Regions from separate parts of the Homo sapiens genome. Here region 2 is linked to region 1. A link is an interaction called in ENCODE POLR2A ChIA-PET data of the cell type or tissue named here. Cell type or tissue: CD4-positive, alpha-beta T cell. All regions are shown on one strand. Each heading gives the region's core, and the rest is flanking DNA. Links, peaks and the distances in the headings are about the cores only. Region 1 holds the start of THEMIS (thymocyte selection associated). Region 2 overlaps PTPRK (protein tyrosine phosphatase receptor type K).

Region 1 (2,934 bases), core at 174-2,673:
CTTTTTACGTAAAGCCTAAAAAACACAAACCATGAGACAAAAAATGATTTGGGGCTGGCTTAGAAATAGAGACATTGATAATATGATTATACACGGCAAAACATAGTCTGATTCCAAAAATCAACTTACAAATTAGTTAAATAAAACTGTACACTAAGCTGATAACAGCCCATATCAATTCATCACCTGCAAGTATGTGTGTGTATATTTTATATATATATATATATATATAATATATATAAAAACTGGAGCTGACGTGTTAATCTTTCTTTTACTTTGCAACATAATATGTAATACATTATTTTGTCTACGAACAAGAAAGACCTGCCTACCAACAGTTAAGTTATTTTCCTGGTAGTTTTGTCTTGATCTGTTTCTACAACTGCTTCAATTCTACCACTCTTGAGGCCAGAAATACACCTACAGAATTATTAATTGTATTCTATGTATTCAAACTAACCATGTAAAGATTCTAGGTTGTATATTGGAGGTTATAATGTTCTTTCACCTGAATTAACATAGTGAGTTACACCAAAACTCACTATCTTATTATTCAATAAGTTTAATTGAACTCTGAGTTTCAACATCAATTTTTAAAAATTATCTTGTAGCAATAATTTCTATACCTTCAAATTAAAATTTTCATTATTTAAGGAATTTGGAGTTAGGCCACTACAGAGTGAGAAAAACATTGGTATAAGCAACATTTAGGAGCTAAAAGTTTGGGAAATATTTGGAAATACTTCTTTCTAAACACTGTGCCTTTGATAGTTGCTTTTGTTTTAGCAAGCTAAATTTTATTTTTTATATTGTGGAAACATAAATATTGATAACTAAATTTATTATTCTTGATTACAACCAATTTCAAAGCAAAGGCAGAAATAGTTCACCATTCAAGGCCTACAGAAAGCTCAAGAAGCTTCACTCAATTCCTTATTTCTGTCTGTCCCAGAGTCCTGTCTAGTTTCTCCCCTCTCCAACACCATTGGCTTTTGACGATTCGTTGGTCAGTTCATTACTTTCTTTTGTGATCGCCTTTCCTTTACCAGAACTCACATATTTGCTGTTAAAATTCCCCCCCTCCAATTTTCAAAAATGTATACTTTACAAGAATGTTCTAGCCAGTAAAGGTATTGGAGAGTGCTTACCTTCAAGATAGATGCCTGCCTGGATTTCTAGAACCCTGGGTAGGGTCCTGAGGTCAAGGGAGTGGACGAATTCTTCCAGTGATAATGCCATTGCTATGCCTTGGGTAGTTTGTAGACCTGGTGCTCACAGAAACTTGTGGCTTCTGGGTGACACTTGTCTGCAATTGCAGCCCCTGCTCACCATTTCTTCCTCAGGCAGGCAGGAATGTCACACTACAGCCAGAGTGGGGTGGAGTAGCTCTATGTGGGGAGGACAATGAAGAGGGAGGGGGGAAGCAGGAGACAAAAAATGTTATAGCTCTTTTTGTTCACATTGTGGCTTCATTTCCTTCTGACATTGAAGTTGAACAGGATGGGGGTGGGGTGAACAGACACTGCCCAAAAAATGAGACGTGCTAAGTAGCGCATTCTGTCCTTTGTTAATCCAGGTGTGCATCTACTATGGTAGCAAAACTGAGGTCAGAGTTGCTTGTGGCTTGCCCACCAACAAAGAACAGGAATATAGGACTAAAGTCTAATCTTAAAAATGGCACCATGTGAATTCATTATCTCTCTAGTTCATTTCTAAAGCTTGGCTTTGTGCCTTATTTGCATACTGTCAGTGCCTTTACATTAAAATTGGTAATAAAAGTGCTTTGCGTCAGCTCTTTTTAGAATTCTGATACTATACTCTGGAGAGAGTATTGAAACCACTTTTTATTCTTCCACATTAAAAATTTTGCTGAATCTTAAAGGAGGGTAGGGTAGGGATAGAATATGCAAAATGATACAGTAAATTAACAAAGTACATTAAAATGAGTTTTCTAATCTCTACACTATAGTAGAAAGTATTAAAATTACTTGTCAGGAAACCTGCATTTTCTGGGTTTAGTTCTGCTTTTGATTTACAGGCTAACGTCAGCCTTGTCTTCTCTGATTTTCATTTGTTTTATTTACTAAATGGAGATGAAGTAGAAGAGTCCAATAAATTTTATAATTTCTTCCAAGTTCACAATTCCACAATTCTGATCTTATTGTTGAAATTTAGGAGGGGAAATGATCAGCACCAAAGGAAGCAGGAGAAAACTCATGAACATTGATCTCTTCAAAATCCTGCCCCTCTCTATTTTTTGCATGTAACTGAAACAATATTTAAAATATATACAATTAAAGGTGGTAGTTCCTAAGTCTCTTTAAGGTAAAGTAGAAGAATATTGGTTGAGGCTGGGTACGGTGGCTCATACCTGTAGTCCCAGCACTTTAGGAGGCTGAGGTAGGAGAATTGCTTGAGCCCAAGAATTCAAAACCAGCCTGGGCAACATAGTGAGACTTTGTCTCTACAAAAAAATTAAAAAATTAGCCAGGCATGGTGGCACATGCCTGTAGTCCCAGCTGTGAGGAGGCTGAGGAAGGAGGATCACTTGAGCCCTGGAGTTTGAGGCTACAGTGAGTTGTGAACATGCCACTGCATTCCAGGCTGAATGACACAGCAAGACTCTGTCTCAAAAAAAAAAAAAAAAAAAAATAAAGAATACTGGTTGGTATGTATACACTTGAAAGATGACAGGAATCTACACGTTTTCTTTAGTAACCAAACCCAGGCACTTATCTATTAACTGTTTTGGCCTTAGGCTGCAGAGAGCATAGCCACATACAGAGGGTCAGGGGACATCTCAGTTCTACCATGGCCATCATGTAAATGACCTAGAAAGATAAAAACTGCCTAGTTTTGATATGGAGCTTATAAAACTGTTTCAACTCTTTGTAATCCTATTTGACATTTTCAATAATCAGTCCAGCTTCATTT
Region 2 (2,934 bases), core at 192-2,691, 94 kb after region 1:
AGTAAAAGTCTGTGGTACAATTTGTCCACATACTGGTGTGGGCAACTCAATACACATATAAATACATGTGAACTGAGATCTCCAACCTAAAATTTAATAGCATGAGTATTACGTTATTGCAAATTTGGAAGATTTCAAATTTTTAATATACCACAATGTTTTATGGAAAATAGCACAATGTTTTATGGAAAAATTTTTCCAAGCTTTATAAGTATTTCATTTCCACTTCTTAAAAAAAATACCAATTGCAGAAGTATATACTCATATCGTTTACATATAATGAACTAATGGGAGAGGGAAAATTATGAAATTGTATAGAAATAGACCAAAATACACTGGGGTCTTAACAGAAAGACTAGATAACAAGTCTTATTTAAAATACAGTCCTACCATATGAACCATGAAATAATTTTATAACAAGGCTCCAGTGTACAAGTCCTGGCAGAAAACCCAGGTTAAACTAAATAGGTAAGAACAATTACAAATTTGTCATAGAACTGTTGATTTTTTTATTCTAAAAATTAGACCATTAGCTTAGTTTTACATAATGATGTTTGATAAATTTATATAATGAATAAGAGTAAGATTATGATCAGAAATTGAACTCATATACTCATATACTATGCTTTATAAAATATATTAGTTCAACTAAATACATAATGACAATTCATAACTCTAAAATGTGAACCTAATAAATGTAATGAAAATTATTTCCTATTTATGGAAATTATAAAATGTTGGGTCCTAGGTTTCATACCTTTTAGGTCTATAGAAGTATACATATGCTACCATTCTTAATACCTCCACCTTTTGTCTTATAATTATACATATTGTGAATCAATTTAATTATAGCACACCTAGATTTTAATTGTAAAAAAAATAGTTGAAGTTTAAAGAGTGCTAAATATATGCTAGGCATTGGGCAAAATGCTCAACATGCATTACTTCATTGAATTCTCACAACAAAGTGATGAGGTTAGTACTGTTATTATTATCCCCACTGCAAAGATAAGGAAACTGAGGTACAGAGAGAGAAGTAACATTCCCAAGATCTCCAGGGTGATTATGAACCAGGTCTTCCTTATAGGTAATGTAATATATTGCCCTTTAAGAATATTCTATATTTTGTTTGATAATTACTTCCTTTAAATAAAGAATTTCCATGTAGATATGTATGTAATCAAAATTTAACAGTGAAATATATGATCAAAGCAACCTTTTTCATTTCTGTGATTCGATATATATGTGTGATATGTGTATTTTACAATTGAAATTTAGTAATTATTTTGCCTGAGTAATTTTATTACTTTAAAAGCCAATACAACACATCACAAAATAGTCTCCCTACTCATTTTAACGTCAGAAGTCAAATGTAAAAAGTAAAATTTCAGTAACACTAATACACATCATACTATCCAGCTTCTCACATATGTTTAGGGAAGGGTAAGAATAAAAGCCAGAAACAGAAATCATCAACAAATAAAACTCGAGTACATAATAAACTGTCAAAGCTAAAAATGGTCCTGTTTTTCTACACAAGAAAAGGGAAGGTGGTAAAATAGATCTTTACGCATGTGAAAGAATTACAAAAAAACGAACAGAGATATATTGTATGAAGCTAATTAGGTGAAGCATGCAGAAATAACTAGTAGTAACAGAGCGTTAGTAATAACTGTAATTAAGAATGTTTGTATTTATAATAGGGTGCTGTTATTTACATATAGTGGTACTTACATCCCTGTACAGCCAAATCTACAGCCCAAACCAAAGTCAGGTGTGAAAGAAAGCACAACAATGTCAGTAAGTACTAGGACGCAGAACAAGGAAAAGTGTACAGTTTGTACTTTTATATTTTAAAAAGCTAGCAATCACTTTATAGGTAATAAGCAAAAAGGTTCATATATATAAGCCAATAAAGTAGACATACTTAACTATAAAAATACTTACATCAATATAGTTGGCATTAATATAATCTGAGGAAGGATCATCCTCTACGGGTTGCAAAATCACTCTGGAGTGATCATCTAAAATTTTAAAATAATAAATATAAGCTGTTAAATTTTCCCCCTGTTCTGAGACAATGTCATTGGTAGAGACTAAAGAATTCAGTGGTTGCCCATAGTCTATCCATAGTATACTACTACCAAATCAGTCCTTTGAAGAAATATAAGAATGTTAGTGAACCTTGCTATTACACTTATAATATTGTGTGACTTAAGCTTCACTGACTTGAACCTTCATAGTTAGTGTTTAGGAGACATGAAATTGTCTGGTAAGTAATCATTTGAGTCATAGAATTGTCTACATAACTGAACTAGACTTAACTTCTAATTTTGCTTTTTAGTCATGACTTTAAACGGGTTGGATCCTTTTCTTCTGCACTTTACAGCAAATGAGCCACAGAATTAAAAAGTGAATTTTGAATTCCCGCTCTCAGTTTCTTACTCCCTGAGAATCAAGGTTAGATTTTGAGCTATTCATAAGATACTTTAAAATAATTTAAATTCAGAGCAGAGTGGTCTAGGTAAATCAGCAGCTAGTTACAAGTTAAACTATCTGCTACTTTCTTTACTGATCCTGTGGTTTTGTCTGATAATGACTTTATTATCCCGTGTATATCTTGAGGACTTACTCAGGAGGAAGTCCCTAACGATAAATAATATCGAACAACTGGAGTTTAGACAGTGGCTCCAAGTAAGAATTAAAGGCACGTGGAAAGAATAACACCCCAATCTTGAATATGTTTGATGGAAGTGTTAAAACAATTTATAACTGAAAAGATCTTACTTTTTCATTATCCTGATAGTCTCAGCTGTTCAGTAATACCCCATGCATTTATGTACAAACATGAAATCAAACAGCAAGTTATCTCCACAGGGTGAAGTGGCTGAGTCAATTTAATTAATGAGGATGATGACAATTTCAGAATCACTG

Evidence for each region. Peaks named below come from ENCODE experiments on the same cell type or tissue, not always from the same donor. Only the 100,000 strongest peaks of a DNase experiment are listed, where the experiment ranks them.
Region 2: POLR2A ChIA-PET joins it to region 1 with 7 read pairs; 3 of 35 experiments call an interaction of 5 or more read pairs at or near these places.

The regions. Positions count from the first base shown.
Region 1 is chr6:127,899,694-127,902,627 of GRCh38, forward strand. THEMIS (thymocyte selection associated) reads right to left here and starts at 1,365. Exons shown (of 6, transcript NM_001010923.3): 1 at 1,149-1,365. The coding sequence starts at 1,239. In CD4-positive, alpha-beta T cell, for the core only: no CTCF peak of the experiment used is centred there; a DNase peak (open chromatin) is centred at 1,458; H3K4me3 peaks cover 1,745 bases; H3K27ac peaks cover 1,758 bases.
Region 2 is chr6:127,993,515-127,996,448 of GRCh38, forward strand. PTPRK (protein tyrosine phosphatase receptor type K) reads right to left here. Exons shown (of 30, transcript NM_002844.4): 18 at 1,948-2,024. Among named protein-coding and RNA genes, the nearest start is that of PTPRK-AS1, 33 kb to the right of the region's middle. In CD4-positive, alpha-beta T cell, for the core only: no CTCF peak of the experiment used is centred there; no DNase peak of the experiment used is centred there.